Regions from separate parts of the Mus musculus genome. Here all the other regions are linked to region 2. The links are chromatin contacts, found by Hi-C or POLR2A ChIA-PET in ENCODE. All regions are on one chromosome and are shown on one strand. Each heading gives the region's core, a stretch centred on a gene start or an enhancer-like site at or near the end of the contact. The rest is flanking DNA. Distances are from core to core; before and after follow the strand shown.

The links. Hi-C counts contacts between places; a loop is a spot of excess contacts on that map. ChIA-PET counts read pairs that join two places held with the same protein, here RNA polymerase II (POLR2A).
Region 1: POLR2A ChIA-PET joins it to region 2 with 48 read pairs in Patski. The contact joins the promoter of H2ac18 here to the promoter of Bola1 in region 2. A Hi-C loop is called at or near these places in 1 of 37 maps with a recorded cell type or tissue (heart). POLR2A ChIA-PET finds 5 or more read pairs at or near these places in 5 of 5 experiments (Patski and embryonic stem cell).
Region 3: POLR2A ChIA-PET joins it to region 2 with 81 read pairs in Patski. The contact joins the promoter of Mtmr11 here to the promoter of Bola1 in region 2. POLR2A ChIA-PET finds 5 or more read pairs at or near these places in 3 of 5 experiments (Patski and embryonic stem cell).

Annotation. Positions count from the first base shown.
Region 1 is chr3:96,244,175-96,246,874 of GRCm38, forward strand. It overlaps H2ac18 (H2A clustered histone 18), which reads left to right and starts at 1,323. Exons shown (of 1, transcript NM_013549.2): 1 at 1,323-1,878. The coding sequence starts at 1,407. The coding sequence ends at 1,799. H3c14 (H3 clustered histone 14) reads left to right here and starts at 2,511. Exons shown (of 1, transcript NM_178216.3): 1 at 2,511-2,700.
Region 2 is chr3:96,196,267-96,198,966 of GRCm38, forward strand. Bola1 (bolA-like 1 (E. coli)) reads right to left here and starts at 1,320. Exons shown (of 2, transcript NM_026975.2): 1 at 1,284-1,320; 2 at 322-1,013. The coding sequence starts at 1,010. The coding sequence ends at 597.
Region 3 is chr3:96,160,611-96,163,310 of GRCm38, forward strand. Mtmr11 (myotubularin related protein 11) reads left to right here and starts at 1,360. Exons shown (of 17, transcript NM_181409.3): 1 at 1,360-1,648; 2 at 2,019-2,109; 3 at 2,482-2,603. The coding sequence starts at 1,583. Otud7b (OTU domain containing 7B) reads left to right here. Exons shown (of 12, transcript NM_001025614.1): 12 at 1-519.

The DNA of each region.
Region 1 (2,700 bases), core at 73-2,572, 48 kb after region 2:
TTATGTTTTTCAGAAGAGCCTGCTTCTTTAGGGACAATGTTCCCGAAGCAGCTCAGTGTGGAGCCAAACCACTTCCATACCCTTGGGTAGATACTTGTTTAGGACGTTCCCTGGGAGTTAATTATACAAGAGTCTGGCTCAAGTGTATCTCTTTCTGTTTTTAGAAGCATGTGGTAACTTGGAGCAGAAATACCCAAGGTAGCCTGGGACCCAATCTGCAGGGATGAGAGAAGAGCATTGACACTATGGGAATAGCAATGTGACAGGGCCAAAGGAGAGGCAGAGCTGACTGAAGAGCAGCAAAGGCAGGTGGGAGACACTCAGGGAAACAGGGGGTGGGGGGAGTGAAACTAAGGCAAACAGAAAACAAGCAACAATGTCTGTGTGGCTAAACAATTCTGATTGAATTTCTGGTGTGGTGCTTAAGACCTCGTATATAACTAGGAAAGTACTGTGCCATTGACCTACATCCCAGAATATGCCAAACTACAATGAAATAACATACAAAGTGCCATTAAGACTTCAATCTTTAACAAGCTGTACGTAAATCCCTCTTAAATCTTGTGACCTGAAACAGGAAATTTAGTCACCGTATGTAAACTGAAAACTGCACTAAAAAATAACAAGATCCAAGTTAAGCAATTTCTGACCCAAAAGACAAGTTACTTCACAGACGCCTCCGATGCTGATACTTTAATAAATGGACTGCCTAATGCTTTCCTACATTCTGACAATATATTAACACTAATTTTATGTAACTCCCCTGCAAAGTCGAAAGATACCCCTACACTTAATACTCCTCATTCAAGGGCACATGTAACTTGAGTAGAAATGATTTCTAATGTCAATGGGAGGTAGAAGAGAAAAAAACAAAAAAACAAAAAACCCAGGAAGCAGCAGAGACACCGTGGGTGGTTTCATACAGGAAACAGGGTAAGGCTGCCTGGCTCTGCCGGGACGACTCGCCAGTTTGGGCACAAAGATGGAGCTGAGGAAAGAACTCACAGCCTGTGCCAGTCACCTACACCTGGTACACCATGCCCTGTGGCCAAGTTTACGCGTGCTACCGGCTCTATTCCTGTTAGCTTCCTCAGCAGGAGAAACAGCGAGCAGGCCCAGCCGCCCGGCGACCCGCGGAGTGTCGCAACGACGGCCGCACGCAAATGAAGCCACCGAGCACGCGCGTCGTGATTCGCGCGTTCCAGGGCGGCGCCGGGGCGAGGGAGCCGGTCTTATGTAAATGAGAGGCTTCTGTCCGCGCGCTCCTATTGGCCACGGCGTCAGGACGCGTGTGAGCCAATGAGAGCGTCGGGCGGACAATCGGGTCTGCGTCTATAAAAGAGTGAGGCGTCGGCGCCGGAGTACCGTTTCCTGGTTGTGGCCGTTCGTCTGTTTGCGCTTTCGTGATGTCCGGTCGTGGCAAGCAAGGAGGCAAGGCCCGCGCCAAGGCCAAGTCGCGGTCTTCCCGGGCCGGGCTACAGTTCCCGGTGGGGCGTGTGCACCGGCTGCTGCGCAAGGGCAACTACGCGGAGCGTGTGGGTGCCGGCGCGCCGGTATACATGGCGGCGGTGCTGGAGTACCTAACGGCCGAGATCCTGGAGCTGGCGGGCAACGCGGCCCGCGACAACAAGAAGACGCGCATCATCCCGCGCCACCTGCAGCTGGCCATCCGCAACGACGAGGAGCTCAACAAGCTGCTGGGCAAAGTGACGATCGCGCAGGGCGGCGTCCTGCCCAACATCCAGGCCGTGCTGCTGCCCAAGAAGACGGAGAGCCACCATAAGGCGAAGGGCAAGTGAGGCCACTGCTCGCGTCGGCCCGCGTCTCTGTGATATAACCCCCGCGAGCTCCTAAAAAGGCTCTTTTCAGAGCCACCCACTGAATCAGATAAAGAGTTGTGTCACGGTAGCCGGTCTTGGTGGCCTTTCCTGGCCCTGCCCCAAAAGTAAGAGTGTCGTGTCCTCTGCTTCCTTGCCCATCCTGCCCGTGGTTCCCCCTGGTAGTTTGTTGTCGCTCTTTGGTTCATGCCCTGCCTCGGCGGAGCGGATACGCGGTTCTCGCTGACCGTCCCAAGCATTTAGCCCCTATCTGCCCACACCCTTGTCCTACACAACACTGTCCCTCACTCAGCGTCCACCCGCCTGACCCTTCCCAGGACTAAGACTCAACTAGGACGTCTAGGCCAATCTAGACATAAGTCGCAGTCAGCCGCGCTCTCGTCCGGTCCTTGGGGAATGTCTAGGAGGAGGAGGTGTCCCGCGAGGACTGGACGCGGCCGGCTCTAGGGATCATGGGGGACTGGGGCTGGGACTGTGGCTGTGGCTGGGCGGTGCTGCACAAACACTAGATTAGTTCTGCCCTGGGACTTTGGGCGGCGGGCGGGGGCGCGCGAGCTCCTCTTGGGCAGAGCCGGGACCCGCCCTCTACGGGCAGCTGCCAGACGTGGCTCCACCCTCGCAGAACGTTGGCAAGTGGACCGGGCGCGGGGCTGGACGTGGGGGGCGGGGGGGGGCGGGTCAGGTGGCGTGGCGGGCCCGAGCCAATGGGCGAGGTCGGGGCCGGTGACGCCACGGCCAATGGCGCGGCAGCGCGGGAGTTTCAAGTCGCTGTCTCCGCCCCGCCGCGGGGAAGACTGCGCCTATAAAGGCGGCCGGCTCGGGCCGGTATCAGGTCCCCGAGTGCTCCTCGTTTGGGTGTCTT
Region 2 (2,700 bases), core at 70-2,569:
GCTTCAAATGCAGGAATTCCCTCTTTTCCGGGTTAATTTTGGTATCCTTGCAAAACCCAGATAGTTCACTTCCTCACAAATCCCTTCTCTAGCCTACAGGTAATTTTCTTCTCATAAGAACGTCTGTAGGGACCTAACAGCTGTGTAAACCTGATGGCCTCTCTGAGTTCAATTCCAGAACCATGCAACTGGGGGAGGAGTAACTCCGAAAATTACTCTCTGACACCCAAGTGCGCAGTGGTGTTATGCAACCTCCCCCAGCCCCCATATGCACTAATGATGTGTAGCTCCAATTTAACAGGTATTAAGAGCACCGTTTGACCTCATGCACCAGCTTCTCTTTTATTATCATGGCCCTTTCCGATTCATCAGGACCTTTCTCTAGTCTAGCCCAGGCAAGGGCAAGAGGGAGGGAGTGGCTGCTCTCTCCCTGGGCTAGCTTAGCTTTCACCAGAGGTGTCTTTGCCTCTGCATGGTGTTCATTAGCAGAAAAGGCAGAGCTCCTGGTCCGTACAAATCAAGGAATAAGGTAGTAGTGATGTAGTAGTTTATTCTCAGTCGACCCATTCGGATCGTTCTCCCAATCCAGGTATTTATTAAGAGGTCCCTCGAGTTTTCTTGCTCCCACCTAGGCAGGGGGGACTAATGTCCAACTGTGGGTTTTCTCTCCACTGGGCGGGGGTCTTCGCCTGGATGGCCAGGGCATGTACCGGTCCAGCCAGCTCCTCCGACAGTGCCTCGTGGACCAACCGGTGCCGTTGCAAGGGGCTCATCCCCTCGAAACGAGAGCTCACCACCGCCACGCGAAAATGCGTCTCGCTGCCTGCTGGGACTGCGTGGCCACCGCTCTCGTTGCGCAGCTCCAGTACCTCGGGGCTCAGGGCTTGCTCCAATTTGGCGCGAATAGCGGCTTCCACTGGTCCTGCAGCCGCAGATCCCGCGCTGCCCCGCGATACACACGAGCGCGTGGCCATGGAGACCATGCACTGGGCCGATCGCGCACTTAGCATTCGCTGCGGAGAAACGAAGGACACGGGACTGAGTCCACACACCCTGCCCACGCACCCCAGACAAGCACACCCTGGAACCGCCTCTACTCTGCGTGGCGGGTTAACGCGGCTTCTACGCCGGTAGCGGAGAGACAAAGGCGATTGAGCGGCCAGAGCGCTAGGCACTAAGGGCACTGGGAAAGCATGGCTGGGAGCTGAAAAATGGAAAATGTACAACTTGGTCCTTTTGGCTGAGTCAGAGCCCTATCGTCTCTCCGAACCCTAGGGTGGTACCTTTGTACTTGCTGCGCAGCCTGCTGTACCACCGCTTGATCTAACAACCGAATTTCCGGTCGGACCACGCAAACGCCGCGTCAGGAGGCTCGCTAGGAAACGCAGTCCGGTTGCGTCTGGCAGGCGTTACCCAGTACCCAGAGGTTTTATGGGAATTGTAGTCCCTGCTTCTCCCGACCGGTAAAATCCTGCAAAGTCGGGAAATTAGAGCAATAAAAACAAAAGTGTTTCCTGTAAATTTAAGATGGTTGCACCAGATTTGTAGCTTCTTGATCTATAACCCAAATAGCTTAAGTCATTTGTATGTAATTAATAAAAAAAGAAGTCTCATGTAGCCCAGGTTGGCCTTTACCACTCTAGAAATGTCCATTATTTCCTGATCCTCCTGCCTCTACCTCCTACCTGCTGGGATTACTGTCCTGGGTTATTGATAGAGTGCTTCCATAGCAAAAACAGATTCTTATGAGATTACAGCGGACCTTGCTCAATTCAGAGGGGAATGTCTGCTGGGACAGTTTTCTTCCCAAGATAATCTGTCCTGCCCCAAACAGAGAATTCCAGTGAGAAGGAAAATGAAGATCGTCACACAGTTCCCTAAGAGCTGCACTAACTTGCCTTGCCCCCGCGCGCTTCTGTGTAGGACCCCAGCTTTGTTCCTTTCGGAGATTCCTTTGTTCCTGAGAGAGATAGAATAAAGACAGCCCTGCTCTCAGAGTTTACAAAGCACTAGAGAAATAGTCATAATGTTCATTGTGATACCGTGTGTCAAGTGTGTGGTGGAAATACACACAGTTTACTGTAAGCATATTACCTACACGTGAGGACCAAAGAAATGACAAGAGACTTCTTAGAGCAGTGTAGGAGAAACAAGAAGACCACTTTCTCACCTCATTTGGTCAGGATGTGGTAACTGAATGAAATCAGCACATGACTGCAGTCTCCCCTCCCCTAGCCTGAAACCTGCTTGCTCAGGGGTGGAGCTTCCTGCTCATTCGTTCTGCCACGCCCACTGCTGGAACCTGCGGAGCCACACACGTGCACCTTTCTACTGGACCAGAGATTATTCCGCGGGAATCGGGTCCCCTCCCCCTTCCTTCATAACTAGTGTCGCAACAATAAAATTTGAGCCTTGATCAGAGTAACTGTCTTGGCTACATTCTTTTCTCTCGCCACCTAGCCCCTCTTCTCTTCCAGGTTTCCAAAATGCCTTTCCAGGCTAGAACCCAGGTTGTGGTCTGCTGGCCGGACACAACACATGACCACTCCAAGGAATGGCTGAGGCAGTTCCTACTCTGTGTGTGAGGGAGAACACAGCCAGAGGCATCTGGAAGGGTCTAGTGCAGGAAGAAAATAGAGCAAGCTAAACAGCAGACTGAACAGGGCTATGAAGGGAGAGGAGGGGAGGGAGAGTGAGAGA
Region 3 (2,700 bases), core at 110-2,609, 36 kb before region 2:
TCTTCCTGTTAACCTAATCCTCAACTGCAGCCCCTTTGTGCTTCTGGTTAGGCGATGATCACATCACTTCTCTCCGTCCTGACCATTCCCTCTATATTCTGCTGTTCCCATACCTCAAGATATTAAAGAACAGAATGAGGCTTTCGGAGGAAAGTGGTGGGGAGAAGAAAAGTAGGTCATGGGATTTTGGCACACCTGTTCCTAAGCTGTTCCTTACTACATACTTTATTCCAGAAGCATTGAGGTGTGTGGTGGGGTGGTGGTGACCAGCAGTCTTTAGGACTTCTACAATCAGGCGTCTAGACCAGCTTGCTAGCAAGTACATACCTGTTTGTTCCAGTCTCTGCTCATGCTAGTTCACTATTTCCACAGTTGCAGCCAACAAAGAGAACTTTGGAAGCTGAGGCTGGAAGGATGTGTGCTGTGGGGAAGGGAGTGTTGAATGTCACGGCCCCCACCTAAGGATTGCTGCCTCTGTACAGACTCAAAAACAATAAAACAGCAGCTCATTAACACCTATTTTGTATTTCATTTCCTGTCTTCTCCGTGTTGAAACATGCTGCCCTCAAGCTGCCCTCCTTAGCATCTCTGTTCAGTGCCCTACAGCCCCATCTTTGCTTTTTAAATTCAGCAGGGAAGGAGGGGGAAATGTGATCCTGGAGCTGAAAAGAGTTTTCCAGTCCTTAGCTTTCAAAGTCCAGAACATGAATCATTCATTAGGAGATCTGGTGACTGGGTTGGAGGGGCGGAGTCATGTACCTGGGGCTGGGCTTTCCATAGGAATAGGTGGCTGCGGGAGTGGGGAGGTGCGCTCGCCGGGCGCAAAGGCTGGTTTAGATATACCACGATCTTTTTCTGGGTTTTCTAGCTCCCGCCCCACTGCCGAGATTTGCACACCAAAATACCTGTGCTGTGTCTGCATCCCAGACACACCAATTTCCGTCCACTCCATTCTGCCCCTGGGCCTGTCACGCTCTCCAGAAAAGGACACAAGGTTCAGTTCCCTTTATGTCCCCTTCTCAACCCGTTAGGTTGTCAGAGGAGGCTGAAAATGAACAAAATCACAAAACCCATGAATAAACGAAACCAAAATAACTGAGTTTCCTAGTGTTTCATCTCTCATTGAAAAAGTATAGAGAGCTAGCCCAAAATGTTTTCATTTAACTACTGCTCCCCTCGTCACACCCACTAATATTCACGAACAGAAAGAGACTAAAATGTGGATGTGGGTTAAGGGAATCTGGGTATCCCCAGTTCCCCCATTCCTCCCATCTTTCTTAAGCTCCTCCATTTCCTTTCTACTTTGAAAAAAAAAATTGCGTATTCTCCTTTAAGGGGCTGGGCATCTTGCCTGTTCTCTTAGAGTCACCGAAGTTTCCAAAGAGCCTCCCCTGTCTGGGCAGGACACACCTTTCAAATAAGACCCCTGGAACTGTGCTCCTGGTATCCGAAATGCCGCTACCGCTGCGTCCTCCCCAGCCTCTTTCTCCCCACCTCTAGGATTTAGCCTCTCCCCAAAAAGAGCCAGCATCTTTGAGGACTCCCACCCTTAGCTGCTCTACTCCCGGATGGAGCCAGGGAAATGTGGTGGGGGGGCCGGGGCCAGAGTTTCAACATTGCCCCCCAGAAGGAGGAGCCAGAGATGGGGGTAAGGAAAAGGAATGGGAGGGTAGCTAACAAGAGAGTGTGAATGGGATGCTGTGGAAATTAAAGGGGAAGGAAAGGATTCAGAGGAGGAGGGTGTATCTGTTTTATCAACTGTTATGGAGCTCGTCTGCCTTTTTCAGTCTCGAGTTGTCTCATTATCCATTAACCAGCCCCTCCTTGTCTTGTCTGCCAGCCGCAGTCAGTGATCTCAATTTCCCTGAGAGGAGAGGAGAGCAGAGCAGAGAAGGGGGGGGGGGGGGGGGGGAAGAACCCGAACAAATGAACTCAATGCGGGTCTCCAAAGGCAGCTACTGGAGAAATCCCAGATTCTGAGTTTAGGGGGTCCCAGATTAACTCTCTCCCCTGCTCAGCTCTCTGGACCGAAGTCTAACCCAGGGAACAGGATGCCGGAGCCCAGCAGTCATCAGCTTGGCAGCTGCCTGGCCTCTGGTTGTCTCCCAGGTAATAAAATGACCTCTCTAGATTCCTTTAAAAGTCTTCCTACCCCATCCTTTTTTGTTTTCACCAAAGATACTCCCTATTCCTTTCCTCGAAGTGTTTCTGAGACTCATTCTCCTGCCTCCTTCCTCAGAGCTTGTGGAAGGCCTGGACATTGTTCATTCTGCTTTCTCACCCCGGCTACCACTTTTCTTATTAACTATCCAAAGACCAGTGAGTGTATATGTGCCACGTTCTATGCAGGGTTTTAGAAGTTAAAAAAAAAAGTCTATTCTTTTCCTTCAATTTTACATCTAAGGATAGACGAGTAGCCACATAGAAGTGTGGGGCAGCATTGGGGATAGTTAGACCTTTGCTTCTCTTTCTCCCTTTTAGGGGAGCATATCCTAGCATGGGCACCAGGACGAAGGAAAGGGCCAGGACTAGACCTGCCTGGAACTCTGATCTGCACTAACTTTAGGGTAACCTTCCAGCCTTGTGGATGGCAGCGAAAGCAGGTGAGGTGATTAGTGTAATAGAAAAGCTTGGTGCGGTGTCCCAGCAGTTGGGGGGTGGGGCGTTGAGATGGAAGACCATGAGAGTTCCAGGCTAACC